2 separate regions of the Homo sapiens genome follow, and region 2 is linked to region 1. Evidence: read pairs that join two places in POLR2A ChIA-PET (ENCODE). Cell type or tissue: MCF 10A. All regions are shown on one strand. Links, peaks and the distances in the headings refer to the core of each region. The heading gives the core; the rest is flanking DNA.

Region 1 (15,472 bases), core at 4,512-12,511:
AACCTTGAGAGGAAGGACAAGAAGAAAGATGGGATAGAATTTAAATAGAGAAGAATGCCATTTTATCACTCTGCCTCTGGGTGAAATAAAGATCAGTCTTGATGTTCTAACTCTAATTCACAGTGGTCTCCTTTCAGCCCTACCCATTCTGCAGCAAATTCCAGCTGGTCAGAGAGTCAGTGCTGTGGCTCTGCCATGGAGGCTCATAACCCAACACTGGAACATTCCCTAGCCAAGGCAGAAGTCCTTAGGCGGGACTTCCTTACCACCACGGGTGCTAAAAGAAGAGTTAGTAGGTCATGCTTCTACCAGTAATCTAAGGACTCTCTCCTTCTCTTCTTCCTCTTTCTCCAGATTTCCAAGCCTTAGCTAAGAGTAATTTGGCTTGTTTAGTATTGTTTTCTTATGGTCCAGTTAATTACCAAAAATATTTTTAAAATCATCTCTGTTAATAGAATGTCTACCAACTTCTCACTATCAGAAAATACTCAACCTCCAAACAATTTGAAATTATCTTTCTGATCCAGGTAAAGAAGCAAATTGAAAATCAATAAAGTAAAAAGTGACGGAGATTTTAAATTTTCTGTAATAAAAACACTTATTGGGTTGGGCATGGTGGCTCACGCCTGTAATCCCAGCACTTTGGGAGGCCGAGGTGGGTGGATGACCTGGCGTCAGGAGTTCGAGACCAGCCTGGCCACATGGCGAAACTCCATGTCTAATAAAAATACAAAATTAGCCGGGCGTGGTGGCACGCACCTGTAATCCCAGCTACTCCAGAGGCTGAGGCAGGAGAATCACTTGAGCCTGAGAGGTGGAGGTTGCAGTGAGCTGAGATTGCACCACTGCATTCCAGGCTGGGTGACAAAATGAAATTCAGTCTCAAAAGAAAAAAAACATTTATCGAACACCTATTACAGCCATTTGCTATGCTAGATAATTTACTTTTGGCATATAACTTAATCCTCACAACCACTCTAAGGCCCCCATGAACATCATTCTTTTACAAGGAAACTGTAGTTCACAGTGCCCTGCCCAGGGTCATATAGTTAATAAGTGGCAGGGCTGGCATTCAGACTTAGACCTTTTGAACTCCATTACACCATGTCATCTGAAGGCTTTATTATTAATGTTGTCATTACAAAAGACACACCAAGTCACTGACTACAGTCACAGAGACCCAATAAATTAAAAAAAAAAAAAGGCATGCCAAGACAATGTCTGACTCTGAGAGGATCCTTGTCTCAATCCAAAATATCCTTATTAAATACCTAATTGTGGCTGGTGCTGTTCTGTGTATTGGTCAGGATAAACTGAGTTAAGCAGCAGTCACTAACTATTTACCATATGCTTCGCATGAGGTCCTGAGAGGAAAAGAAAGAAATTTTAAAAGACATAAATCCTTTCCCTCAAAGATCTTGCAATCCCATTGGCAAGTCAAGATGAAAGCATACGGAACAAAGATTTGATCCAGGCTGCAGTCTTTTGTGCAACAGTGAGTGAATGCAACCAATGTGACTGGAAGAAGTTGACTAGGTAGAGGGATCAGCTGTGAAAGGTAGTATGAAGCCCAGCTGGGAGTCTAGGCTGAAATATGCAGTAGAGTTCCTTCTACAGTCTTTGCCATACTCAGAGGGAGTTTGAGATAGATGATTCTGAAGGTTCTGGGTAGGGTGGATCAGAATGGGAAGAGAATGGAGTCAGGGTTCTGTTCTGGGTATTTCCTGACAATCATGTTTTAGCAGAAAAATAAGGGCTGATATATAAAGCCTATACCTCTCAGCTTACTCAACAACATGAAGTATTTCCACTTCAGGCCTTTGTTAGGTAACATAAACATGAGTTTCCCGTGACCCAGAAACTAACTTTCTTATTTTTTAAATATCTATACCAGCCGGGCGCAGTGGCTTCACGTCTGTAATCCCAGCACTTTGGGAGGCCAAGGCAGGCGGATCACTTGAGGTCAGGAGTGCGAGACCAGCCTGGCCAACATGGCGAAACCCCGTCTCTACTAAAAAATAATTAAAAAAAAAATTAGCTTGGTGTGGCGGTGGGAGCCTGTAATCCCAGCTACTGGGGAGGCTGAGACACGAGAATCGCTTGAACCCGGGAGGTGGAGATTGCAGGGAGCCGAGATCATGCCACTGCACTCCAGCCTGGGCAACAGAGTAAGACTCTGCCTCAAATAAAAAAAAAAAAAAAAAAAAAAAAGACCTAACTACCAAGCCAAAGTCACACCCCAAGTGTCTGGCCCTGGCTCTGGGGCCACACAGCTACATCGCTCCGTGCTTCTCTTCAGGGCAGGCATTTCCTGTCGTCGAGTCCAACGCACATTCCTCACATTGTCTACGCCTAGTTCCTCAAACAGGAGGCCCCTATTGGCTTTTTACTCCACTCTCCACTTCCTGCTTCTAAGCCTGGTTCCAAAGGAGTTAACTCACAGAAAGACACATGCTTTTCGGCCTCACCCCAGTCTGTCTGGCGCCCATGCTCCCCTTCTGCTCATACTCTGTACATTCACCTCGCGGGAAAGCCCAGACTCCCAAGGCTCCTCTGAGAAGATTTGAGAGGATCCAGCAGCTATATTTTAAAACTCACTCTTCCAGAAGCCCAGTGTCTCTCTCTCTATATTAAGATAGATGATCAAAAGCCAAAATGCCACTTCAACATCTTGCAAAAATGCTATGTTAAATTATTTAAGGTTGGCTGGGTGTAGTGGCTCACACCTGTAATCCCAGCACTTTGGGAGGCTGAGGCGGGTGGATCTCCTGAGCTTGGGAGTTCGAGACCAGCCTGACTAACATGGAGAAACCTCGTCTCTGCTAAAAATATAAAATTATCCGAGTGTGGTGGCACATGCCTGTAATCCCAGCTACTCGGAGGCTGAGGCAGGAGAATTGCTTGAACCCGGGAGGCAGAGATTGCGGTGAGCCAAGATCGCACCATTGCGCTCCAGCCTGGACAACAAGAGTGATACTCCATCTCAAAAAACAACAACAAAAAATTATTTAAGTTATACTTTCATCTTTTATTTCATAAGAATTTCCATTTGAACACCATTCTGTCTTTTGCAAAACTTTGAGGTATTGCCCAGTGTATCACATTTGAGGCAGTATAGTGAGGTGGTTAAAAACCAGAGTTCTGTAGTTACAGCCTGAGTCTAAAAACTGCCAATTTGCTTAACTTCCCAGTTTAAATTCTCAAAGTCCCAGTTTCCCCATGCAAAATATTACTTTAATAATGTACTTACCTCATGGGGTGTTATGAGAATTAAAAGAGATAAATTCTTGGCCAGGCACGGTGGCTCACGCCTGTAATCCCAGCATTTTGGCAGGCCGAGGCAGGCGGATCATCTGAGGTCAGGTGTTCGAAACCAGCCTGGCCAACATGGCAAAATCCCGACTTTACCAAAAAATACAAAAAGTAGCTGGGTGTGTGGTGGCGGATGCCTGTAATCCCAGCTACTCGGGAGGCTGAGTCAGGAGAATTGCTTCAAGCTGGGAGGTGGAGCAATTCATACAAAGTACATACAACATACAAAGTAAGAATAGGGCCGGGCATGGTGGCTCATGCCTGTAATCCCAGCACTTTGGGAGGCTGAGGCGGCTGGATCACTTGAGGTCAGGAGTTCGAGACCAGCCTAGCCAACATGGCAAAACCCCGTCTCTGCTAAAAAGCACAAAAATTAGCCAGGCATGGTGACAGGCACCTGTAATCCCAGCTACTTGGGAGGCTGAGGCAAGAGAATCGCTTGAACCCGGGAGGCGGAGGTTGCAGTGAGCCAAGGTCGTGCCAGTGCACTCCAGCCTGGATGACAGAGCAAGACTCCATCTCAAAAAAAAAAAAAAAAGAAAAAGAAAAAGAAAAAGAAAAGCTGCAGTGAGAGATGGATGCAGGGATGCCGAAGGGTTCCAGCCTGTTCTCCCTCGCCCCTCCTTGGCACTCAACATTTCCTCCACTGCTGGCCGTGCTAACCTATAGCCATAGTACACCTAACAGGGCAAGAGTCTTCCAAAGATTTCTCCACTAACTCCCCTGTGCAGTCCCTTGGCAGCTATATGTACCTGTCCAGTTTTCCCTAAAAGCTCTGACTTGTCCAGGAGCACCAATGCTTTTGGAAGGCTAATGAATAACCTTCTTCAGATCCTCCAACTCCCTTTCCCTGGACCTTATTTTCCTAGCTCCTCCCACAATGGCATTAGATTTAGATAAATCTCCTATGCCATAGGATTCACAGTGGTTCTGCTTCCTTGATGAAACCTTGACTGATGCACCAGCCTTTTTTTTCACCCTATCAATTTGTTACCAAAACACCAAGGGTTAGGTCTAGGCTCTGCTGCTTGCCACACAGAAAGCCAATCACTGACACGAGTGTTGCCAGTTAAGAAGGCTTTAATTGGGTGCTGCAGCCAAGGAGATGGGAGATCAGTCTCAAATCCATCTCCCTGACTGGCTAAAATTAGGGGATTATATAGCAGGGAAGAAATGTAACTACATACAGGAAAACAGGAATTAGGGAGGGGTAAGGAAGAGGAGCTGTTCAACAGGAAGCAGGTAGCCACTTAGGCAACCATGGTAGGTGAGGAGTCTGATGTCTTATTGCCTAGATGCAGTGATCTGGTAAGTTTCAGTTTATTGACACTATCTAGGAAGCCTGATGGTTGGATGCCTGAGAAAGAAACTGAGCAAAGACAAATGTAACTTCCTCAAGTTTCAAGACTGGGAGGATCAGTTTCTATGTTTATTCAAAAGAAGCCATAAATATCAGTTCTATGGGACAATTGGACCAGTTTCAGAGGTATATTAGGAGAACACATTCTATTGCTTTCAAATGCACAGCCAGGCCCGGCAATGCGACTGCATCTGAGCATCTTCTAAGAAAATAAAGGCTGGCCAGGTGAGGTAGGTCACGCCTGTAATCCCAGCACTTTAGGAGGCCAAGGTGGGTGGATCACCTGAGGTCAGGAGTTCAAGACCAGCCTGGCCAACATGGTGAAACCCCGTCTGTACTAAAAATACAAAAATTAGCTGGGCATGATGGCGGGTGCCTGTAATCCTAGCTACTCAGGAGGCTGAGGCGGGAGAATCGCTTGAACCCGGGAGGCCCAGGAGGCAGAGGTTGCAGTGAGCTGAGATTGCGCCATTGCACTCCGGCCTGGGCAACTGAGCAAAACTCCATCTCAAAAAAAAAAAAGAAAGAAAATGATTAAAGGCTGTTCCTGTCCTCAATGTCACACTTTAGAGAGAAGCACAGACACATTAAAAAATATATAAATCAGCATAAAAATTCCAATAGTAGAGGTGTGTTTAAGCTGCAATGAAAGCATAGAGAAGGAAGAATCAAGTCTGAAAAGCTGGAAGAAGCTAAGAGGGCAAAGACCTATCTCACACAGCATCATATTCCTAGGGCCCAGGCACAAGGCCTAACAAAAAATTAGTGCTCAATAAATATTTCTTGAGTTGAATTGAGTTAAACTGAATTTGTTCACAACACAGCGTTTAGCCCTAGGAATGCAGCATTAACAACACAAGCCGGGTGCAGTGACTCGCAGCTGTAATCCCAGCACTTTGGGATGCCAAGGCAGGAGGATCACTTGAGGCCAGGAGTTCAAGACCAGCCTGCGCAACATAGCAAGATCCCATCTCTACAAAAAATAACAACAACAACAACAACAAACCCAGATGTGGTGGCATGTGCCTATACTCCTAGCTACTCAGCAGGCTGAGAAGAGAAGACTGCTTGAGCTCTGGAGTACAAGGCTGCAATGAGCCATGATTATGCCACTGCACTCCAGCCTGGGTGACAGAGCAAGACCCTGTCTCTGAAAAGAAACAAAAATGAAAAGGAAAAACCAGACAGTTCACGCCTTTGCTCAGCTTACAATCTAGTGCAGCTCTTCACAAATTTTAGCACCAGAATCTTCTAGAAAACTTACGAAAACCGGCCGGGTTCGGTGGCTCACGCCTGTAATCTCAGCACTTTGGGAGGCTGAGGCAGGTGGATTACCTGAGGTCAGGAGTTCAAGACCAGCCTGACCAACATGGTGAAACCCCATCTCTACTAAAAATACAAAAATTAGCTGGGCGTGGTGGTGCATGCCTGTAATTCCAGCTACTAGGGAGGCTGAGGTAGGAGAATTGCTTGAACCTGGGAGCCGGAGGTTGCAGTAAGCGGAGATTGCTAACTGCACTCCAGCCTGGACAACAAGAGCAAAACTCTGTCTCAAAAAAAAAAAAAGAAAAAAAGAAAACTTATTAAAACCCCAATAGCTGGAGCCCATTTTCAGAGTTTCTCATTCAGCAGGTCTGTGGTGGGGCCCTAGAATTGGTATTTCTGACAGCTTCCCAGGAGATGTTGGTGCTATTGGTCTGGGTTGCATACTTTCAGAGCTACTGGTCAAGCGCAGTAGTTCTCAACCCTGGCTACTCATTGGAATCACTTGCCTAACTTTAAAAAATACCTTGCTAGAAGCATCAGCCCAGACCTATTAAAGGTAATTTTAATGTGCAGGTCAGCATTGAAACCACTGATATGACAAATAGGAGTAGTTAATATTATTTGCTTGCTTGCTATGTAACAGACACCACTTGAAGATCTAATACATATTATGACATTTATGAAACCCATTTTACAGGTGAGAAAACTGAGGCTCAGAGAAGTGAGATAAACTGGCTAAGATCATATAAGGCCAGCACAGTGGGTCACACCTGTAATCCCAGTATTTTGGGAGGACAAGGTGGAAGGATCGCTTGAGCTCAGGAGTTCAAGACCAGCCTGGGCAATATAGGGAGACCCTGTCTCTACAAAAACAAAAAAAAATTAACTAGCCAGGTGCTGGTTGGGCACAGTGGTTCACGCCTGTAATCCCAGTACTTTGGGAGGCCAAGGCAGGTAGATCGTCTGAACTCAGGAGTTCGAGACAAGCCTGGGCAACATCTCTACTAAAAAATGGTCGAGTTTTTTTTTTTTTTTTAACCCATTTCTACTAAAAAATACAAAAAATTAGCCAGGCATGGTGGTGCGTGCCTGTGGTCCCAGCTACTTGGGAGGCTGAGGTGGGAGGATCACTTGAGCCTGGGAGGCAGAGGTTGCAGTGAGCCAAGAGCGTGTCACTGCACTAAGGTGTGGGCAACAGAGTGAGACCCTGTCTCAAAAAGAAAAAAAAATTAACCAGGCGTGATGTACAGTATAGTACAGGTGTGTGCCTGTAGTCCCTGCTACTCAGGAAGCTGAAGTGAGAAGACTGCTTGAGCCCAGGAGGTTGAGGCAATAGTGAGCCTTGATTGCACTACTACGCTCCAGCCTGGGTGACAGAGCAATACCCTATTTCAAAAAAAAAAAACAAAAAAAAACCGCCCAGGCGCAGTGGTTTCATGCCTGTAATCCCAGGACTTTGGGAGGCTGAGGCGGGCAGATCATGAGATCAGGAGATCGAGACCATCCTGGCTAACACGGTGAAACCCCGTCTCTACTAAAAATACAAAAAAATTAGCCGGGCATGATGGCGGGTGCCTTGTAGTCCCAGCTACTCAAAAGGCTGAGGCAGGAGAATCGCTTGAACCTGGGAGGCGGAGGTTGCAGTGAGCCGAGATCGTGCCACTGCACTCCAGCCTGGGTGACAGAGCAAGACTCCATCTCAAAAACAACAACAACAACAACAAAAATTCACATAAGCAGGTGTTAGTAGGGGAGGTGGGACTGAACCCAGGTATCTCTGACAACAGAATCCATGCTTATAACCATCAGATGTCAGCACCACATGGGCCTCACAGAAACACAGCCCCTGAACTGCCCCTGATTTGAATATTGAATGATGAGTAGAAGTTCTCCAGGCGGGGAAAGGAGGAAAAGCATTTAAATACTGAGCTCCACACCTCTGGGAATGCCGAAGGAGAGGGAGGAAGTTAGAGGTATACTAGGAAAGATTTCTGAGCTGGGTAGGAGGGCAGGACGAGAGGATCACTGTGGCCCACCTTCCTCCAAGAGCCTAGAATTGTAGAATGAGGCAATCTAGAACCTGATGGCTGCTTTAGTTGTAGAAACCTAACACGGGACCAGGAGGAAAAGGAGAAAAATAGGAGCACTGACATTTGCTCGGAGTTGCACTGAAAGAATAATGAGCATATGCTCATTTACAGCATTTAGTTCTTTTTCGAACATAGACTGCTTGGTCCTGAAATTTTATCCGTCTGAAAACAACTGTATGCTAGTTATCATGCTCTATAAATATTCACAGATAAGAGCTAGGAAAATGTAGGGCGGAGGCTATCCATATTTATTCATTTCAGTGTTAAAATCCATGATTAATTTTTCTCCACGTTTCCTGATACGTGTATTCTTTCTTTTCATATGCTGGTTTATATTATATACTTTAGTGTTTAATGTGGAAAATTTAGAAAATACAAAATAATGCAAAGAAGGAAATAAAAACTATTGTAATCTCACTGGCCAAAGAAAACTACTGTTGAAATTTTGGGCTGGGTGTGGTGGCTCATGGCTATAATCCTAGCACTTTGGGAGGCTGAGGTGAGAAGATCGCTTGAGCTCAAGAGTTCAACACCAGCCTGGGCAACACAGTGAGACCTCACCTCTAATTTAAATAAATAAATAAACAAGGCCAGGCGTGGTGGCTCACGCCTGTAATCCCAGCACTTCGGGAGGCTGAGGCATGTGGATCAACTGAGGTCAGGAGTTCAAGACCAGCCTGGCCAAAATGGTGAAACCGTATTTCTACTAAAAATACAAAAATTAGCCGGGTGTGGTGGTGAGCGCCTATAATCCTAGCTACTCAGGAGGCTGAGGCATGAGAATCGTTTGAACCTGGAAGGCGGAGGTTGCAGTGAGTGGAGATCATGCCATTGCACTCCAGCCTGGGCACCAAGAGTGAAACTCCATCTCAAAAAAAAAAAAAAATTTAAAAATTTAAAAACTAAATTAAAAAAAAAAAGAAATTTTGGTTATGACTTTCCAGAAATGTTTTCTCCAAGTGTATGCATGTATTCCAAAAACAGAATCAGGCTGTAAATACAATATGTAATCTCTATTTTTCACTTGATATATATTGTGATCTTTTTTAAGTCTTTAGATTTGACTCTTATAAATTATTTTATAATTATAAATATGTGAATGCCTTTTAATAATGATGCACTGCCGGAAAACTGCAGTGGGTAAGAAAAGTCAGTCAGTATGGTATTTGTCATTGCTATTATTGTGCTGTCCTGTGGCTGCCGTCATGAAGTGTGGATCCATAACATAGGTGGAGACTCATCTGTGAGTCATTAGTAGCTGACTCAAGAGGAACCAACAGTGTTTACTCTCTGAATAGGTGTTTCTGCATTTGAGAGGTGATTCAACTTACATTTTTAATCTTGTTCGAGTGAGTAAGGATTCTTTGTGAACTTGGAGCGCTGGTAGAGTGCTTTTCCTCATTGCTAGTAAAATAGGAAATGGAGGGACTCCACGCAGAACCCCCTTCCCAAGTTTACCTTTCCTCCTTTGCAGGGAACTGCTGCCTCCCAGAGGATAAATGCGCAGGTGAAGGTCTTAATGGGAAGCCCATGGCCGCTGGGAGAATGTGTTTCTCTTCTTAATGAATGCATTTCCCTCCTTTCTTTTTCTTGTTCTTACAGGGTTTCTGTGTAATTTCAGTGTGTCTAAGAGTTTTCTTTTCTTTCCTTTTCTTTTTTCAGTTGGAGTCTCGCTCTGTCCCCCAGGCTGGAGTGCAGTGGCGCTATCTTGGCTCACTGCAAGCTCTGCCTCCTGGGTTCAAGCGATTCTCCTGCCTCAGCCTCCTGAGTAGCTGAGATTAGAGGCGTGCGCCACCACACCCGGCTAATTTTGTATTTTTAGTAGAGATGGGGTTTCTCCATGTTGGTCAGGCTGGTCTTGAACGCCCAACCTCAGGTGATCTGCCCACCTTGGACTCTCAAAGCGTTGGGATTACAGGCGTGGAGCCACTGCGCCTGGCCCAATTTTTCTTTTTTGTGCAGTATATTATTGTTATTTTAGGGATTCAATTCTTCTATGTCTTAGTCTTTTTTTTTTTTTAATTGAGATGGGGTTTTGCTATATTGCTCAGGCTGGTCTCGAACTTCTGAGCTCAAGAAATCCTCCTGCCTCAGCCTCCCAAAGTGCTGGGATTAGAGGCATGAGCCACTGTGCCCGGCGTATTTTAGTCATTTTAAATGTGTTCCTTTCATGTTCTCTTTTAGATAGTCTTTCCATTATCCGAAATTCACAACCATGAACCTGGCTGTTTGTTGTTGGTGCTGACTCGCAGGCATGGTAAGTCGTTTCCATGTATGTCTGGAGTATAAGTTCATCGGTAGCAGGGCTTGGTTTTTCCTGAGAGAATTCACTGTGAGAAAGAGTCTTGGCACGTCTGTTCTCTGTTGACACTTGCCGAGAGTCTTGGAACGTCACTGGGCTTGTACACATTTCTGTAAGTTCTCATATTAGAGTTTGGGGTACCACATAGGTAAAAAAAATTCAAACTCTAAACCCCTAGGAGAAACTAAACTCTGAGATGTTAACAGTGAGGGAACATGGGTGAGAGGAATATGGAGAAACTCTGTGTACTACCTGGCAATTTTTCTGCAAACTTACAGTTATTCCAAAATAAAAAGTATTTTTTAGGCCAGGCATAGTGACTCATGCCTGTAATCCCAGCACTTTGGGAGGCCAAGGAGGGTGGATCACTTGAGATCAGGAGTTTGAGACCAGCCTGGCCACCATGGTGAAACCCCGTCTCTACTAAAAATACAAAAATTAGCCAGGCGTGAGGGCGCATGCCTGTAATCTCAGCTACTCGGGAGGTTGAGGCAGGACAATTGCTTGAACCTGCAAGGCAAAGGTTGCAGTGAGCCGAGATTGTGCCACTGCACTTCAGCTTGGGCGACAAAGCGAGACTGTCTCATATATTTATGTATACATAAATATATATGTATAAATATATATATATACATATATATATATATTTTAATGAAGCCCCTAGATTACTAAAGCCAATTCAACCCTTAGGTAGTTTGGAAGGAAAATAAATATCCCCAAAATCAAAGTCAAGCTGGGAACTGCGTAGAGCAAACCTGCCTCCCATTCTATTCCTAAATAAGATAGCTACAAAGAGTTTAAAAAGCTACATACCTCCCTCACAATCTGCCCACCAGGAAATTCCCTGTGGACAAAGTACAGGCTGAACTCAAAGTCATCGCTCTGCTTACATGAGACAAATGCATATCTGATTGCTCCCTGTGCCCTGCTGTTTCATTAAGCCAGACTAAGACATAAGTGATGATTCCTGTAAATTGTGCATTCAGTGAAAGACTACTCAGAAACTCAAAAGAAACCATTTGTCTCTTATCTACCTACGACCTGGAAACCTCCTCCCTGCTTCGAGTTGTCCCGCCTTTCTGGACTGAACCAATGTACATCTTACAATGTACATCTGACATGTCTCATGCCTCCCTAAAATGTATAAAGCCAAACTGTGCCCCAACCACCTTGGGGCACCTGTTGTCAGGACGTCCTGAGGCTGTGTCACGGGTGCATCCTTAACCTTGGCAAAATAAACTTTCTAAATTGATCGAGGCCTGTCTCAGATACCTTTTGGCTTATAGTAGTCAGAGTCAACTTATATCCTTACTGGTCTTCACTTTCCTCCTCATTTGATATATCTGCAGATAGTCCTTTTCCCTTGCAAGCTCAGCTATGAATTTAAAATAATTTGTGTTCACCATGTTCAGTGGCTCACATCTGTAATCCCAGCAACTCAGGAGGCTGAGACAGGAGGATTGCTTGAGATGAGGAATTCAAGACCAGCCTAGGCAATATAGCAAGATCCCCATTTCTTAAAAAATTAGCCAGGTGTGGTGGCACATGCCTGTAGTCCTAGCTACTCAGGAGACTAAGGTGAGACTATAGCTTGAGCCCAGGAGTTTGAGGCTGTGGTGAGCTACGATTGCACCACTGCACTCCAACCTGGGCAACAGGCCGAGACCCTATCTCTGAAAAAGAAAAATTGTGTCATAATTTATCTAGTATTTGTGAATGTTATCAGGTCATATGAATTCACTACACATAGCCTTAATTCCACATTTTCTCTTTAACCCACACTAATCAAGCTTTCATCCCTACCACTGAATTTGTTCTAGTCAACATTACCAATAGCATCCATCTTGCAAATCCAGTGGTCATTTCTTAGTAGTCATATTAATCTTTCGTCAGCATTTACACCTTCAAGAAATCCCTCCTTGAAACTCCATATTCTCTTGGTTTGTCGCACTCTCTTCTTTTTCCTACCTCTCCTCAGTCTTCTCTGCGGACTCATACTCCTTTGCTGATCTTTAAATGTCGAATATGGCTGGGCGCAGTGGCTCATGCCTGTAATCCTTGCACTTTGGGAGGCCGAGATGGGTGGATCACCTGAGGTCAGGAGTTTGAGACCAGCCTGGACAACATGGTGAAACCCCGTCTCTACTAAAAATACAAAAATTAGCCGGGCATGGTCGTGGGCACCTGTAATCTCAACTACTCGGGAGGCTGAAGCAAGAGAATTGCTTGAACCCGGGAGGCGGAGGTTGCAGTGAGCCAAGACCTTGCCAATGCACTCCAGCCTGGGCAACAAGAGTGAAATTCCATCTCAAAAAAATTAAATAAAAATAAATGTTGAATATTTCTGGACTCAGCCCTCTATTGAGTCTCATAATTCTATGCTCATTCTCTAGGTAATGCCATCCAGTCCAGTGATTTTTAGTGCCATATATATGTCAATGACTCCCATACTGAGATCTTCCAACCTGATTTCTAATGCCCAACCCCTGTTGCAGGCTTATATATACAACTTTATATAACTCCCACTTAACATCCCTGTTTGAATGTCAGGCTTAATATGACCGAAACAGAATTCTCAGTTTGGTGTCAACAATAGTAGCAAAGAGAACAGAGAAGTGAATCACTATGGCATAGCAAAAACCTCTTTATGGGATACTAGGTAGGCTTTTGAGAACACACATGGCCCTTCCCAAGTCTAACAGTATGACACGGAAGAAAACATTTCTCTACATGACCATCAAATGTCAGGTGTACCTTCATGAGGGCCTCAATCCAGAGGTCTTTTTATTCACTATTTTTGGAGAATAAACCTCTAGCCAGAGTGGAGGAGGGAAAGCTGCCTAATTACCTGTGGCAGGGGAAGAAATTCCTGAAGTTCCACTGCGTTTTCAACAGATTTTCAACCAGCGTCCATGTTTTACTCTCACGTCCCCATGTCCAAAGGCACATGGTGCCGCCAGTTCCTTGTCTTTGGGGTCTTTCCGCAGCTTAGATGAGGTTGCTTATCAGCTTTCCTCACTTCCCTTTTAGGACTAAGCTTTCTCCCGTCTGCTAATTTTGTCATCATTTTCCCATTTGCTTTCCAATTTAAGCAACTTTGTGGGCTGTTGTCTCTTTTCCAATTTTCTTTAGTGTTTAAGTACTTTTTTTTTTTTTTTTGAGACAGGGTTTTTCTGTCATCCAGGCTGGAGAGCAGTGGCATGATCTTGACTGACAGCAGCCTCCACCTCTCCGGGCTCAGATGATCTTCCCACCTGCAATACCACACCCAACTCATTTTTTGTATTTTTTTGTAGAGGCAGGGTTTCGTCATGTTGCCTAGGCTAGTTTCAAACTCCTGGGCTCAAGGCATCCGCCTGCCTCAGCCTCCCAAAGTGCCGGGATTACAGATACGAGCCACCGCGCCCAGACTTTAAGTCTTTTTTAATAACACTTTTTACTGTACTTTAGTGAGCTTTCAGGAGAGAGTAGAAGCTAAAGAGCAATCTTCTGATTTTAACCAAAAATCAAGACTGTAATCCATAGAGACGAAATCCCGTTTGAAGAGGAGGGGCAAGGAGAAGCCAAGGTAGGGCCATGGGAGCCCTGGGGAGCCTCAAAATCCACCTAGATCCACACACTATTCAGAGTTCCCTGGGAAGCCCTGAAACCTCAATTCCCACTAATTAGCCGACAGGATTGCCCTGGGGAACTCACATCTCAGTTCACGCCAGCAGAGCACTTAAACAACTATCTTGAATAAATCCTTTAATCTCCGTACAATCCAACACCTTCCAGGCCCTATAAGAACCAAGGGCACTGCAAGGAAAGCAGCCAAAGTTGGAAAATAGGTGTCCCGCAGGCATATTTAGTAATTATGCCTCAGCGTGTACATCCATTCCTAATGATTCCTCACTGTCTACAAACACAACTGAGAGATCAGATAGAGATTGCGTACCTCTATTTTATCAGACTTAGATCTGATTAATCTAAATTCCCATATACTTATAGAAATGCATGCCCTGACTCTGCTTTTGAAACTTGGAACATCACTAGGTTCACTTTCTTTTTTTTTGAAACAGGGTTTCACTCTGTTGCCCAAGGTGGAGTGCAGTGCTGCAATCTCGGTTCACTGCAACCTCCAACTCCCGGATTCAAGCAATTCTTGTACCTCAGCCTCCAGAGTAGCTAGGATTACAAGCGCCTGCCACCACACCTGGCTAACTTTTTTGTATTTTTAGTAGAGCCAGGGCTTCGCTATGTTGGCCAGGCTGGTCTCGAACTCCTGGCCTCCAGTGATCCACCTGCCTCGGACTCCCAAAGTGCTGAGATTATAGGCGTGAGCCACTGCGCCTGGCCTACTTAGTTCACTTTATTTTTTTTAATTTTTTTGAGATGGGGTTCCGCTCTTGTTGCCCAGGCTGGAGTACAATGGCGTGATCTTGGCTCACCGCAACCTCCGCTTCCTGGGTTTAAGCAATTCTCCTGCCTCAGCCTCCTGAGTAGCTGGGATTACAGGCATGTGCCACCATGCCCGGCTAATTTTTTGTATTTTTGGTAGAGACAGTGTTTCTCCATGTTGGTCAGGCTGGTCTTGAACTCCTTACCTCAGGTGATCCGCCCACCTCGGCCTCCCAAAGTGCTGGGATTACAGGCGTGAGTTGCCGTGCCCGGCCATACTTAGTTCACTTTCAGTAGATTTTCCTTTCAATATCTACTTCAGTGAGTCTAACAGATTCAACAGTTAATTCAAAATTCGAGAAGGCAGGAAAATCACGAAGTTCCCGTTGAAGAACTCCAGAGGATCTTTTGCCTTTTACTTATTCTGGAATGAGGGAGTTCAGCCAAGGAGCATCTCCTTTGCTTTCTGCTCCCTGGGAGTTTGCCAGCTGAGTTTATCACAGCACCACCTTGTCCCAAAACTAAGTTTTGAGCTGTGTTCATATTAGAAGCACCCTGGGCCAGGCAGCTTGAGACCAGGAGTTTGAGACCAGCCTGGACAATGTGGCAAAACCCTGTCTCTAGACAAAATACCAAAATTAGCTGGGTGTGGTAGTGCACACCTGTAGTCCCAGCTACTGGGGGTTGAGGGCAGGGGTGCTGAGGCAGGAGGATGGCTTGAGCCCAGGAGGTTGAGGCTACAGTGAACCACGATCATGCCAC
Region 2 (15,472 bases), core at 2,883-10,882, 110 kb before region 1:
GCAATATGGCAAATTATTATAATTATTACTTAATTTTTTTTTTGAGACACGGTCTTGCCCTGTCACCCAGGCTGGAGTGCAGTGGCACAATGATAGCTCACTAAGTGCTCAAACTCCTGGGCTCAAGTGATCCTACCACCTCAGCCTCTGAGTAGCTGGGACCATAGATACATGCCGTCAAGCTCAGCTAATTTTTAAAACATTTTTTATAGAAATGAGGTATTGCTGTGGTGCCCAGGCTGGTCTTAAACTCCTGGCCTCAAGTGACCCACCCACCTTGGGCTCCCAAAGCACCGGCATGAACCATTGTACCAGGCCTAATATGGCAAATTATATCAGAAGCTTTATCATTAATTATTGCCCTTGACCCAGTGATTCCATTTGAGGCATTTGTACTAAGCAAATTATTAAGGATATGAACAAAGATCTACTCACAAGAATGTTAATTGCAACATTGTTTATAATAGCAGAGAATTGGAAACAATCTACCTGTCTATCAAAGACAGTTGGCTTGAAGAACTGACTCACCTGTCAACAGACTATTGTGCAATAATTAAAAATTAAACTGCAGAAGTGGGTTATTTTATATGTCAAGATGGTCAGGATCTATTGTTGGATTTTAAAAGCAAGTTACTATATAGTAAGTATACTACTACAGTATTTTTGTATAAAAATGCATGTGACATATGCATACAGGAAAGTCTGGAAGGACATCCATCAACTATTAACAGTATGGTCAGATATTTTTGTCTTTTTATTTGCTTTTTAATTTTCTGTAAGGTGCATATCACTTTGGTAATATTCTTCTAATGAGAAAAAAAGTTTAAATAACTTGTATTGAGTTCTCTAAGCCCTCCACCCAGCTCCATTCATAGTCATAAATACTTTTGGACCAAAAGAAAGAAGAAAACAATGACCAATTACGAAGACTTACTGTTGGATGGGCATATATCACATACATGATCTCATTTAGTCCCATAAATATGCATGTTGTCTCCATTTTTACTGATGAGAAAACTGAGTGCCAGAGAAAATAAATGGTAGTTGTGCCTGAAGTCACACGGCTAGTAACAGATCTCATCTAGCGGATCTACCCAACTATAAGCTCCAGCCCTTTCCACTACAGCACACAGCAGAGGGCTCTCCTGAGAGCACCCACCTCTGAGGCCATGGTCAGCACTGAGAAGGGTGAAAATAAATCAGTTCCCAGGGTCATTGTCCTCTGATGTAAGCCCACCAGAGGTCAGGGACCTTTGCGTTAGCAGAAGCTGGGTCGAAGCCACGGGGGTGTATATTGGCTTGTAGTTAATGGATAACAATGTATTTGTCTGAGTATTGACCCATGATAAACAACAGCAACCAATATCATGCACTCACTGTAAACACCTGGCCAGAGAGTCTTGGGCTCAACTCCTGGCTGGATGTGTGGTCTTAGGCAGGTAATTCAATTTCTCAGGATTTTGGTTACATCATTTCAAGAAAGTAGGGTTTGGCCTACTGACTCCCTAGGGACTCTTCAACCTCTAACACTTTATGATTCTTTGATGAGTTGCAGATATCATGCACTTTTCTCTTTATCCCTAAGTATCTCAGGGTCTAACTTTCTCTTACATAATCACCATATAGCTATCAAATTCACAGAAGTTAACATGTATACATTATTACATAATTTGCATTCCATATACAAAATCTGCCAACTACCCCATGATGTTCTTTAGAGGAATTTTAACTTCTTATCTCAAGAGCCAATCCAGAATCAAACTGATCACATGTTCATTTAGTTATGTAGTCTCTTTAGTCTCCTTCAATCTAGAACATTTCTCCAGCCTTTATCTCTCATGAATTGACATTTTGGAAGAGTACAAGCTAGTTGTCTTGCAGAATGCCCTTCAATTGGGTTTGTCTTGTCTTTCCTCATAATTAGCGTAGGTTACCTGTCCCCTCTGGAATACCATAAAAGTGATGTTGTGTCCTTCTCAGTGCATCGCATCAGGAAACACATGGTATCTGTCTGGCTTGTTATTGGTGATGTTGATTTTGATTATTTGGTTAAGGTGATGTCTTCCAGGTTCCTTTGGTATATAATTATAATTTCTCCCTTTACAGTTATTAAGTAATCTGTGGGGAGATACTCAGAGACTATGTAGATAACCTCTCCCATTTCAAATATTTACTCCCTAGTTTTAACATATATTGATGATTCTTGCCTGGATTTGTTACTACAATGATGATTGCAGAATGGTGATTTTTCTAACTATCATCTCTTCTATGTTTAGCAATTGGCATTCTATCATAAGCAACAAAAGCCTATACCTCCCAACAAAGCCTCATGGGATGAAATGTACGTACCTCACATTTAGCACAGCGCCTGGCATTCAGTAGGCAGGTGGTCGTGTTAATTCCCCTTTCCTTCTTTGGTCAGGGTATGGGTAGTACTGCTTATGATGGAATTTGGCAATAAAACTACCCATTGGGAGTGACAGCCATAAGAACCAGCAGCACTGGGTGAAGCAGTCCATCTACAGGGTTGCTGCACTCTCTGAGTTGGCTTGTAAAGATGTTGATGAGGTAATCTGGGAAGAGCCCAGGTCTGTGCAAAGTGTAGGGCAGCTCCTGCGAAAAAAGACTGTACCTAATTAAAGCTTAGCCTTCTGCCTATCACCCTGCCTTCAATTCAGGATTTAGGGTGTATGCCTGGCACTGGAATCCAGCTAACCACCTGTATTGTTACCAGGTGTTCTGAAGTGACAATGCAATCTGTTCGCCAGATATAAAAGGACAATCAGAGAGGAAGAACTTGTCAGCATTTGTCCAGCCCTGCTGGAGAGCCACTAGGAGAGGCATCAGTCTCCAGTACAAATTAACAAACCGGCTGCTGGCTTATGTATCAGTTGCCTATGCATAGGGTCAGTATACTCACCCCCAGGCCTGAACAACTCTGGGTCCTCAGGAACCCTGAAGGTGTGACTGGCAAAGCTGAGGCCCTGGCTCGGGAGCTGCTTCCCTGAGAGGACTGCGCCTACAGCATCCTTGACATCTTTTCATAAACCAGCACAACTGTGAGTATGAGATATGGCTTGAAGATCCTACCTGCCCCCTTCTTATCTTTTAGAATTTCTTTGGTGAGGTACTAAGGGCAAACTGCATGCCAGGCACTTAGTGTATAAAATCTCCCCTGGTCTTCACGTCCATCCTGTGGATTAGCTGTAGCCTCAGAGAATGTGAGAAACACATCCTTGGACAGACCTGATGAGTGGCGGAGCTGGGATTTGAACCCCTGTGCTCTTAGCCATACCGCCATAGGGATTTGTGGAGGAAATCCCACTTTTGATGCTATAAGGCAGATTTGCCCTAAGAATATTTTTGATTCCGAAAAGTGTTCTCTAAACATTTTGATTTTTTTCCACACATTGTCTAAATATGGCTGATAAAAGTAAGAGGAAGAGGGAGATTCCAAACATAGGATACTTCAGGAAGGAGTCAAGGAGAAACTGCCACAAGGTAGCCCTGAGGCTAGCAGGTGGTTTGGGAGCAGCAAATACTATCCCAATGACAGAGGAGACAGCTGCGAAAGTTGCAAGGACATAGAAAGTAAACGACGTGATTTACAGTTTTCGCCTTTACAGCTCCTGCAGGAAAAGTGAACGCTCTGTTAAATACGCTCCCTGCCTTGTGCCTCAGGCATACTCTGTTCTTCCTTCAAGCTCCAGAGTGAATGTTACCCCCTCTAGGAAGCCTGTCTTGACTTCCCCAGTAGAACTAGTTTCTCCCCTTGGTGCGTTCCTAGCATCCACTCCTTGAGGGCAAGAACCATGCCTTCTTCTCTGAAGCCACATAGGTTGGATGCAAACCCTGGCTGTAAGACCTCAGGCAGGCAATGTAACCTTTCTGTTCCTCAGCCTCCTTATCTGTACAATGGGAATAATAGTGGCACCTACAGGCCTCGGTTGGTCATGGGCTTACATGAGAGAAGGAACACAGAGTGTTTAGCACAGGGCTGGGCACACACTGAGAAATATCAGTTTCATATATAGTGCCGGGCTTTGGCAGTGGTTGGAGGAGATGTTCATTCAGTGTTTGTGGAAGGAAGAAAAGATAAAGGGAGGAAAGGGAAGAGAGAGAGAAACACAGCAACTAGCTGTAGAGACCATCATGTACCAGGCAGCTCCCACCTGGTATTTTGGAGCCATGGCTGCCGTCCAGTTTTGCTAAGTACACATCCTGTCCCCTTAGGCCAAGACTTGGTACCTAGATTTCTAATTCCCCAGATGCCTAATCACGTGTGCTGTGTCTCTCTCAGCTCTGCAGCCAACAATGTCTCACCTGTCTGATCTCTCCCTGTTCTCAAATCAATAATCCTAAGTCACTGCCCTGGATCACACCTGTGTCAGGAGGTGGGCAGGCCAGGGAGCCCCCTGCCTCTCCCTCCTCACTCAGGGAAAATCAGCCTTGTTTCTCCCAACCTGGTTCACCTGGCGATGCATCCATTCAAGTGTAACCAGAAAAAGGCCACTGGCAGAGTCACATAAGAATCTGCACCGTGGGAGACAAAGTGAGGACCACAGGGTACAGTCACAGCACTGACAGCTGTCCTTGGACATTGTCTCTGGACGTCCTGTGCACCAGGGCTGTGCTAAGCACCTTTGCATACTTCCCCTGTGATAAGTCCATATTGCAACCTCAGGAGATGGAGAATCCTGCTACCTTCCTTTTACATGGGAGGAGCCTGAGGCTCCCAAGAGCTAGACCTGGGCTGTCTGATAAGGTACCCACATGCAACTCTTGAGCGTCTTAACTGTGGCTACTCCAAATTGGGGTATGCCATAGTGTGAAACAAAGAATGTAAACTGTGCCTTTCATAATTTTTATGTTAATCACATATTGAAATTATAATATTTTGGATTGACAGGTTAAGCAAAATATTGTTAAAATTAATATCATCTGTTTCTTTTTACTTTTCGAATGCAGATACCAGAAATTTTAAAATTAAATATGTAACTTGCATTGTATTTCTATTAGACACACTGGATTCAACAAAACCTAGATTGATCTATCTCCACAGCCTTGTTCTTCACTCCTGAGCAGAAATTTAACTTCCATGCTGATACTAAAGTTGTTCCCATATGTGATGGGAACCAAACACAAGTGTACCTGGGTTGGGCTTCTAGGGAAAGAGGAACTCTATTCTCTTTCTACAGGCAGGTGCAACTGTGCATGTATACATATGCTGGGAGTGCCATTGTTTTATGAATAAGGAAACAAAATGCTGTGTGGCACACCCAGTGTCACAGGCCCTCTTACCGTGCAGTGGAAGAGGTGGAATTTAAACCCAAGACTGCCTGACACCAAAGGCTGGACTCTTCCCCTGCTTCCTCTCCCAGGGCTCCCATACTCCACAGCCTAGGAGAAGGCCAGCTCAGGTTGTTTGAGACTGGGTTGAAACCCAGGTGCATAAGTGGTGGTGCACGATTTCCATGTTATTGGATCTTTTTATCTGTTTGAGTCCTGCCTTTTATTTTAGTTGCACTCATGGCCTTCACCTATATAAGTCTAATATATTCCTCAGGTCCCAGACCATTCTCCTCCTCTTTGTTCTGCATCCTCAGGCCCCAGATCCTTCTCAACCTCTTTCTGTACGTTGCTCAAGCTCAATGAATGTTTGTCTCCTCACTGGCTGAAGCTAAACCTTTGTTGTGCCCCAGAATCTGAATGTCTGGTTTCTGTACCCATTTTGCTAGTATCGTTCCTATTTGAAAACAATGCCTACAGCCCACATCCACAGAGCTGGGATCTTTAGATTTGGGTTTTTCAATCAATCCTCAAAAACTATTTCTCTCCAGAAATTAATTAGGGCTGTGCCTCAGTTAGTTTTATGTAGTTATAACAGAATATCAGAGACCAGGGAATTTATAATGAACAGAAATTACTTTGGCTCATGGTTTGGGGGGCTGGGAAGTCTAAGATCGAGGGGCTATACCTGCTGAGAGCCTTCATGCTACATCATAACATGGTGGAAGGCATCACACAGGTGAAAGGAAGAGAGAAGGGGACCAAACACATCCTTTTATCAGGAACTCACTTTCAAGATAATGGCATATTCCATTCATGAGGGTGGAGCCCTCATCAGGATAGGATAATCCTCTCAGCATTACACAATAGCCACCACTGTGTACCAGCAAGCACACAGAAGGATTCAGCAGTTCCTAAACTTATTTGAATGCAGAATCCTTGGACAGGGACAGGAAGGAAGAGAAGGGCTAGGAGTAGGGAGAGAGTTAGGGGGTGGTTACTCACCTCATGGACTAGGGCTTTATAGAATGCCCTTCATGATAACCTCTTCTAGAGGCTTCTTTCCCATTTTGTCTCTTTTCTCTCATGACAAACTACTGCTGATATGTGTTTTTTGTTGAAATACAGTTTTTAAAAGATAATTGTCTTTTGTATGGTCCCAATAAGTAGAACCTTTCTGAATCACAAATAGAAGCTAAAAAAAAAAAAAAAAAAAGAAGGCAAGAGTCCCAACCAATGTGTTGCCACCCACCTGCCCTTCAGTATCTTTCTTTTAGCAAGAGTATGGGGCTTTAGTCTCTTAATGAGCTTGCTTCCATACATATGCATAAAAGGAAGAATAGGCTTGAAATACAATGTGAGAACTTTTTATATCTCTTTGACTTTTTCCCCTTAAGTAAAGTCATTGTTTAAAAATAACTTAAATGATGATAAGTAGAACATTTTCCACCCAGATGGCCAAAGTGCTTAAGGAATCTCAACTGTGCTTCTGGCAGATGACTGTGGGGTTCAACTACCTCCCTGATCTAACAAGGGCTTTGCACACAGAGTGTCAGCCAGGAAGTCTGAATTCACCAAGCACCACTGGGACATAAGATAACTATTAGAGTGGCCAAGGAGACCTCCACAGCAAAGGTGTTAGGGGAGAGGGGGAGAATGGGACAGTCCTCCATATTCCTATTCAGGAGGGGACCTGCAAATCAGAATCTAATCATAAGAGCCTTGAACAAATGTTATGATTTCTCAGGAAACAGTTGGGAAACTTAAATTCATTTGTATGTACAGGTGGATATGAGGTTGCTCAAGGGTCTAAGGTTAGAATCATTGGGAAATGCTATCCAAAGTACTGACTTAGGAAAATCCAAGTTCAGAATTCAAGGTGAACTTGGTTAGCCCTTCCAGTTGTAACAAAACCGCTCAAGTCTGCCTTAAAGAGCCTTACAAGCCAGCCAGTCCCTGCAGCTCCACAAACTGACCCATCCTGGGCCTTGTTCTCCACAGAATGGGTCTGCTCCTTCCCCTGGCACTCTGCATCCTAGTCCTGTGCTGCGGAGCAATGTCTCCACCCCAGCTGGCCCTCAACCCCTCGGCTCTGCTCTCCCGGGGCTGCAATGACTCAGATGTGCTGGCAGTTGCAGGCTTTGCCCTGCGGGATATTAACAAAGACAGAAAGGATGGCTATGTGCTGAGACTCAACCGAGTGAACGACGCCCAGGAATACAGACGGGCAAGTAGGGACAGTTCCCACTCTGGGGCAGGGATGTGGGCAAGCTGGAGAGACTGGCCAGGGTGAGGGAACCCAGAGACACCCTGGCAGGTGTTTTCTGTATTGGAAGCCCTGCCGAGAACTCTCTGTTCTCCTCTGCCAGGGTCAGCAACAACGCACTTATTGTTAGTAAAAACAAGTGTTAACAGTGATCCTACTCTGACACTTGTGTCAGATTTAATGGTTTACGGGGAATCTTCACAAATATTCTTTGGCTTTGCCATAAAGCAGGGGTTTTTTTGTGTGGTCTTTCTAGGTTTCTACTTCCTGTGAAATGTATTGCATTTCTCTACCCCTTCCCACAGGGTGGCCTGGGATCTCTGTTCTATCTTACACTGGATGTGCTAGAGACTGACTGCCATGTGCTCAGAAAGAAGGCATGGCAAGACTGTGGAATGAGGATATTTTTTGAATCAGTGAGTGCTTGTTTTTATAAACCATTAAGGGCCCTAGGGAAAGCAAGTAGGTACACTCTTTCTACAGGGTCAAGGGTGCTCAATATCTGTCATCTTTTAAATGGCCCACTTTATAATCTCCTGGCAGGTGCCCATAAGCTTATTCTAATGCTCTAGACAGAACAAAGTTTAATTCATGAGAGGGGTTTCTGAGAAGTCCCATTGGGGTCATGCAGAACAGAATGGAAAAGTTGCCCCAAGTTGTGTTTTTACCTCCAAGACCTTCCGTTAGGCTCTGAACCAGTGTTTCAATTGTGAGAAAAAGACCTGAGGTGTGAATATTCTGGACGTGGGGTTAATGTAGACTGCAGAAGTGATGGAGGTAGAGCTTTGTCTATTTGTTTTATTTTGCTTTGTTTCAATAAACTCCGATGCCAGGTTTGAGGGGAGGAAAATGGATGACTTGCAGTATGAAAGCTCTCAAGGGCGCCGTGTAAGGATTTCCTGAAACCACAGAGCATAATAAAGGGCCTCAGAATTAATCTTCTAAAGATGATCATAGAAGAGACTTGAAAATAGATAATCCATTTCATTTCATTCTTAATTATCCTGGGATGATTTTCAGTAATTGATATAAAACTTTACAGTGTGAGTACAGAATAGTGATGTAAGTGTTTAGAAGAAAACTATTTGATCAAGATATTTTCCTAATCATGTAGCCAATTGGTCAAACTGTACCCAACTTGATTTTGAAAAGTGAATATCCTGTTGTGAATTATATTTGTTATGGTGACACTAGCTACTAAAACACAGACACAAAAACTGTATACTCACTCTAACATGATAGAAGTTCATTTCTCACGCATGTAAAGTTGAAAGTAGAAGTTCCTGATTAGATGGGTGCTTTGCTCCAGGGGTGATTTGAGACCCAAGTTTATTCCACACTCTGGCTCTAGACTCTGCAGCCTCAGCTCACGACTTCCATGGTTACCTGCTCATCTGCATCAAGCTGTGCACAGAGAAAGAGCATAGAGGACAGTGAGAACGTGGGAGACCCTTATGAGCCAGATCTGGAAATGGTTACACCTCACTTCTGCTCACCTTCCTGTGGTTAGAACTCAATTATACACAGTCACACGTGTTGGGGAGGCTTGGAAACATATTCTAGCTGTGTCCTAGGGAAAGGTTAAACAGTTTGATCATCAACTGCAGTTCCTCCCAGCCAAAACCACAGAATTTGATCTTAAGTTTCTAACTACTTTAAAAGAAAATGTCTGACTTTAATTTTGGAGGTATTTTAAAAGCTCATAGTTGCATTCGCTATGTCATAAAATGCATTTGTTGGTTTCAGGTTTATGGTCAATGCAAAGCAATATTTTATATGAACAACCCAAGTAGAGTTCTCTATTTAGCTGCTTATAACTGTACTCTTCGCCCAGGTAAGAAATCACTACGATTTTGTTAGTTTTAATAAAGGATGGAAAAGAGTACTTAACCAGGTCTTTGCCAAGAATGTATAGGGTATCTCTCATTCTTATTTTCTGTTTATTCTTAATGCCAGTTTCTTAATATTTCCAGTACTTACCTCCTTACTGAAATTCATACTATACTGCTCCTCTTCCCACAATTAATCTTACTAAACTACCTCTACATTTATATGCTGCATCAGATCTTACATTTTCAGTCTGACATAAATGGTATAATTTCTATGACTGTTCCCTCAGGCTTCCTTTCTTGCTATCTCTGCCATTATTTCCCAGACTACACCAACTCTTCACTCCATTCTACTGGATGCCACCCTGTTTTCTGAACATGCACTGCAATTTCCAGTCTCTGTGTCTTGCTTGTGCCTCTCCCTCTGCTGAGCATGCCCTCCCCTGATGACCTCTGACCTTGGGACACACCTATTCTTTAAGGACCAACACCACTTCTTCCACAGTGTTCTCTATTCTAGAAAGGAATGGTGCTTTTGTAATCTGCATTCCTATAAAATTTTGTCTAAACTACTCAGGGAACACATAATGCACTGCCTTGATTTGAGGGTCGCATATCTTACATCATGTAGAATAGTTTCTCCTTTCCTCCTCCTGCTGCACCCTTCCTCAGTTCCCACCAAGTAGAAGGTGTCAATAATGTTGTTAAGTAAATAATTGGACTAGAAATGAGGCTGAAACTTAATGACACTTGAAATATGCACATGCATTCATTTGGGACCTTCCTTTTTTCAAGGGAAGGTCTTTGGAAAGAGAGCATCCACAGTGCAGGAAAACAGAATTTGGTCCCCTGTCGAACAACTACGTGCGTGTCGCTCCCCTGGTGGATCCTGTGCAAGTGTAGATTCTGATTCCACAGGTCTTGGTCAGGACCTGAGATCCTGCATCTCTAATAAGCTCCAGGAGATAAGAATGCTGCTGGTTGCTTTGAATAACAAGGCAAGCGAGCAAACATTTTGTTAGGCACAGTTTAAGGTTCCTGGTTGTGAAGGCAAGATTCACAGAACAGCAAGTAGTAAACAGTCTCAGGACTTAAATGGAAGTCATAAGTATCAGAGCTATGGGAGGTCAGGAAGTGACAGGTGGTGATGATTCAGGAGTGACAAGCTGTAGCTGGAAGTCCCCCATTATCTCCACCAGTCCCCAAGTGCATGCAGATAAACACAAAATTTCTAAAAACAATGTGTTTGCTCTGCAAAAGCAGCTTCAAGATAAATTCTGTACCTTGACTTTCACACTAGGCTTATTGACCTCAGCTCCTCCCAAACAGAAATCTGACTGTACTTAATGTGATCATTCTACTCAGTCACACAGTGACTTGACCCATTTTGTTTTCTGGCTCACTTGCATTTTTCTTCTTAAAAAAATATTTAGTCTTATTTTTTATTGATAAATAATAGTTATACCTATTTATGGCATATATAGTGATATTTCCATATATATACTGTATTGTGATCGGATTAGGTTATTAGTATATCCATCATCTCAAACCTTTATCACTTCCTTGTGTCGGGAACATTCAATACCCTTCTAGCTATTTGAAATTTTATCTTATTGTTAACTGTAGTCATCCTACAGTGGTCCAGAACACTAGAATTTATCCCCCTATCTAGCTGTAATTTTGTATCCTTTGACAGATCTCACTTGCATTTCTAACCAAACGGGGTGCGCTTCTGCCTTCTACTATGCCATTCACTTATCCATTCATTCTACAAGCATTTACTAAGCACTGCCTATGTATCAGATATGATGTTCGGTGTTAGGAACTGAAAGGTAAATAAGATATTGCGGTAATGAAATCCCAATCTCTGAAGACAGTCTACTTTACAGGGTCAATAATGAGAAAAGATAGTGAACTAGTTGGAGGAAAAGGTCCTATTTTAATATACTATATTATGTGTCTTTGAACAAAATTCTCAGAGTAAATGTGTGTGAGGTGAAAACTTTGCTTTGTTCTGGTCTCTTTTTTAATTGTGAAAGTAATACATGGTCATTACAGAAAACACTGCTGACAGCTAACTTCTATTCCAGGGGTATATTCCAGAGGTAACTTCCTCACCCCATCCTTGCCTCTTTACAGTCATATGATTTATTGAAAATTAATAGCATTTAAAAACTTATGTTATTGGCATCAACAGTTTCAAAAAAAAAGATTTACATGACGTGCCCTGACTGCCCAAGCTCCATACCCACTGACTCTTCCAATCACCAAGTGCTGGAGGCTGCCACCGAGTCTCTTGCGAAATACAACAATGAGAACACATCCAAGCAGTATTCTCTCTTCAAAGTCACCAGGGCTTCTAGCCAGGTAAGGCTAAAACTGCCCAAGCCAGTTACACAGTGTGTCTCATAACTGTTGCTGTAGGTTCCTAAGCTGGGAGGAAAATGTCAAGGCACTCATTTTGATTAGAACCAAAATACCTTTCTCTACTTTCCCCACTTTGATAGACCTGATGCCCATTCTATCATGTTTCACTTTCTAAGTGATTCCATGGCATTTCTACAAGAGTCAGGCGGCTTGATTTTGCTTCCCTAACCTTAAGGCAAGAACAGAAATGAACTCCTAGTCTCCTTGGGGGATTATCCATACGTTCACCACTCACTGCTGTATTCTCAAATGTGACTGATCGTGGACCATTTTACAACATAACTTTTACTCTATTTTAAGACCAGAGTGGGTGTTGAATTTTATGGATTAGGGAAAATGAAGGCTCATTTGTATTTAGATTATGTTGATTTCTTTCCTTCTTTCTCTATTTCATTCTTTCTTTTTATTTTTTGAGACAGAGACACTCTGTCACCCAGGGTGGACTCAAGTAGTCCTCCTACCTCAGCCTCTCAAGTAGCTGAGACTCCAGGTGCATACCACCACACCTGGCTAATTTTATATTTTTTGTAGAGATTGGGTCTCACTATGTTGCACAGGCTGGTCTCAAACTCCTGGACTCAAAACAATCCACCCGCCTTGGCCTCCCAAAGTGCCAGGATTACAGGCATGAACCACTATACCTGGCCGATATTTCTTTCATAAGCAGAAAAATCTAAAAGACAATTCTACATGAGGAAAAATAAACAAATCAAAAGAAGGTGTTTAGGGCCCATTCAAATCTTTTTTTTTTTTTTTTTTTTTTTTGAGACGGAGTCTCACTCTATCGCTAGGATAGAGTGCTGTGGCGCGATCTTGGCTCACTGCAACCTCCAACTCCCTGGTTCAAGGGATTCTCCTGCCTCTGCCTCCCGAGTAGCTGGGATTACAGGCATGCGCCACCATGCCCAGCTAATTTTTGTATTTTTAGTAGAGATGGGGTTTCACTATGTTGGCCAGGATGGTCTTGATCTCCTGACCTCGTGATCCGCCCGCCTCGGCCTCCCAAAGTGCTGGGATTACAGGCGTAAGCCACCGTGCCCAGCCTCAAATCTTAAAGAAGAGAAGAAAGGTGTGAGATTATGTTTTCTTAATAACTAAATCATGGTACATGGTTTGATCAGTGTGGGGATTTGCGGAACAACAGATATGTGCCTTGACAATGCCTCTGGTGACATATTGTTTCTGTAGATATAACGCTGCCAAACCTGAGTCTTTTCCCTAGGCAGAAATGTTTGATTTTTATGTCTCAACTCTTGTCTCATAACAGTGGGTGGTCGGCCCTTCTTACTTTGTGGAATACTTAATTAAAGAATCACCATGTACTAAATCCCAGGCCAGCAGCTGTTCACTTCAGTCCTCCGACTCTGTGGTGAGTTTTCCTGAATGTCTTCATAATTTGAGTGTTCACAGATCATCTCTAAGTGTTTGTGGAGCATAAATTACATATGAGGTGTCATAAGGCATGAGATGCTTTTCTTCCCCTCAAGGAGCATCTGACTAGTTAGAGATTAGACAGATCCAGACTGCATTCAATTGTAAGTGCAACTTTCATCAGTAGTTGCAAAAGTGATTATATAGAGCTGTAAAATATAGACATCTCAGTGATGGGTAATGGCCCTGCTTCAGTCTAACACAATCCAATTACGTTTGTAATATAGCATGGTGTTCCATTCCTTGGACCACTCTTTAAGAAGGACAAAGTCAAATAGGCCTTCATTCAAAGAGGCATCCAAGAGGGAAAGTATGCCTTGAAGTCATCTGAAATACACCTGGTGGGAATTTAACTTGGCACAATGTGTTGGAGTGCAACTGGGCAAAATGCACCAAAATACTTTTCCTCTCATTTACTTACAGTAACAGCTTTATTAAGAAATAATTCATACGTTGTAAAATTCATCCATTTAAGGTGTACAGTTCAGTAGTTTTTAGTATGTTCACAGAGTTGTGCCACCATCACCACTTTCTTATTTTAGGATATTTTCATCAGCCTCAGAAGAAACCTCATGCCCACTAACAGTCATTCCCCATTGCCACCTTACCAAGCCCCTGGAAACCACTTACCTACTTTCTGTTTCTATGGCTTTGCCTATTCTGGACATTTCATATAAATAGAATCATACAGCATATGGTCTTTTGTATCTGGCTTCTTTCACTTAGCATAGTGTTCTCAAAGCTTCTCCATCTATAAATAAATGTAGTTTTACCTCTTTGCATAATTTATTATGCAAATAATATTTTATTGCATAGATATTGTTTATTGTTTATCCATCTATCAGTTGATAAACATTTGAGTTGTTTCCTGCTATGAACAAGTGTACAAGTTTTTATGTACACATATGTTTCCATTTCTCTCGAGTATATACCTCAGAGTGGAGTTTTTGTCATATGAAAAACAACAAAAAAATGCTCCATGTTTAACCCTTTCACTGCTATACTGTTTTCCACTGTGAATGCATCAGTTTTGCAATCCCATCAGCAATGTATGAGGGTTTCAATTTCTCCACATCTTTGCCAACACCTATTATGATCTTTCTTTTGGTTATAGCCATCCTACTGGGCATGAATTGGTACCTCATCATGATTTTTATTTGCATTTTCCTAATAACTAATGATGCTGAGCGTCTTTTAATGTGTTTATTATCCATTAGTATGTTTTCTTTGGAAAAATGTCTACATAAATCATTTGCCTACCTAAAATCCAGTTGCTTATCTTTTCATTGTTGAATAATAAGAGTCTTTACATATTCTAGATACAATGTCCTTATCAGATATATATTTTTAAGTATTTTTCTGTCATTCTCTGGGTTGTCTATTCACTTTCTTGACAACGTTCTTTGAAATACAGAAGTTTTAAATTTTGATGAAGTTCTATTTATATATATTTTTTCTTATTTTGAATATGCTTTTAATGTCATATCTAAGAAACCATTGCCTAATCCATAATCACCAAGATTTACATGTGTAAAAATGCAAGGGATCCAGAATGCCAAAATAATCTTGAACAACAACAACAACAAAAAAATAGGAAGACATACTTCCCAAACTCAAAACTTACTACAAAGGTACAGTACTTAAGACAGTGTCTTGGTGGTATAAGAATGATATGTAGATCAATAGAATAAAATTGAAAGTAAAGAAATAAGCCCCTATATGTAGGCCTATGACACATTTTGAGTTTTTGTACACGGTGTGAGGCAGGGAGTTCAACTTCATTCTTTTGCATGTGAACTTCCACTGTTTCCAGCACTATTTGTTAAAAAGACTATTCTTTCCCCCATGTAGTTGCCTTGGCATACTTCTTGAAGATCAATTGATCATAAATGTAAGAGTTTATTTCTTTAATCTCAATTTTATTCCATTGATCTACACTTCTAAGCTTATACTGGTATAACACTGTCTTGAATACTATATAACTTTGTAGTAAGTTTTGAGATTGGAACATTTAAATCCTCCTATTTTGTTCTTCTTGTTCAAGATTGCTTTGGGTATCCTGGATGCCTTGAATTCTCATGCTGATTTTAGGACCAGTTTGTCAATTTCTATTTTTAAAAAGGCAGTTGGAAATTTGATACATTTGATTGCATTGAATCTGTACATCAACGTTGAAAGTACTGTCATCTTAACAATATTAAGTTTTCAATTCCATGAATATGTGGTATCT

What was found. ChIA-PET counts read pairs that join two places held together with the same protein. Peaks named below come from ENCODE experiments on the same cell type or tissue, not always from the same donor. Only the 100,000 strongest peaks of a DNase experiment are listed, where the experiment ranks them.
Region 2: POLR2A ChIA-PET joins it to region 1 with 12 read pairs; 4 of 35 experiments call an interaction of 5 or more read pairs at or near these places.

Annotation. Positions count from the first base shown.
Region 1 is chr3:186,743,839-186,759,310 of GRCh38, forward strand. It overlaps KNG1 (kininogen 1), which reads left to right. Exons shown (of 10, transcript NM_001102416.3): 10 at 1-572. Among named protein-coding and RNA genes, the nearest start is that of EIF4A2, 32 kb to the right of the region's middle. In MCF 10A, for the core only: a CTCF peak has its summit at 9,520; DNase peaks (open chromatin) are centred at 9,293 and 10,383.
Region 2 is chr3:186,633,170-186,648,641 of GRCh38, forward strand. It overlaps FETUB (fetuin B), which reads left to right and starts at 7,230. Exons shown (of 7, transcript NM_014375.3): 1 at 7,230-7,516; 2 at 7,861-7,971; 3 at 9,302-9,389; 4 at 11,582-11,751; 5 at 13,079-13,180. The coding sequence starts at 7,292. It overlaps HRG-AS1 (HRG and FETUB antisense RNA 1), which reads right to left. Exons shown (of 3, transcript NR_187317.1): 2 at 8,785-8,959; 3 at 8,340-8,454. In MCF 10A, for the core only: no CTCF peak of the experiment used is centred there; a DNase peak (open chromatin) is centred at 7,452.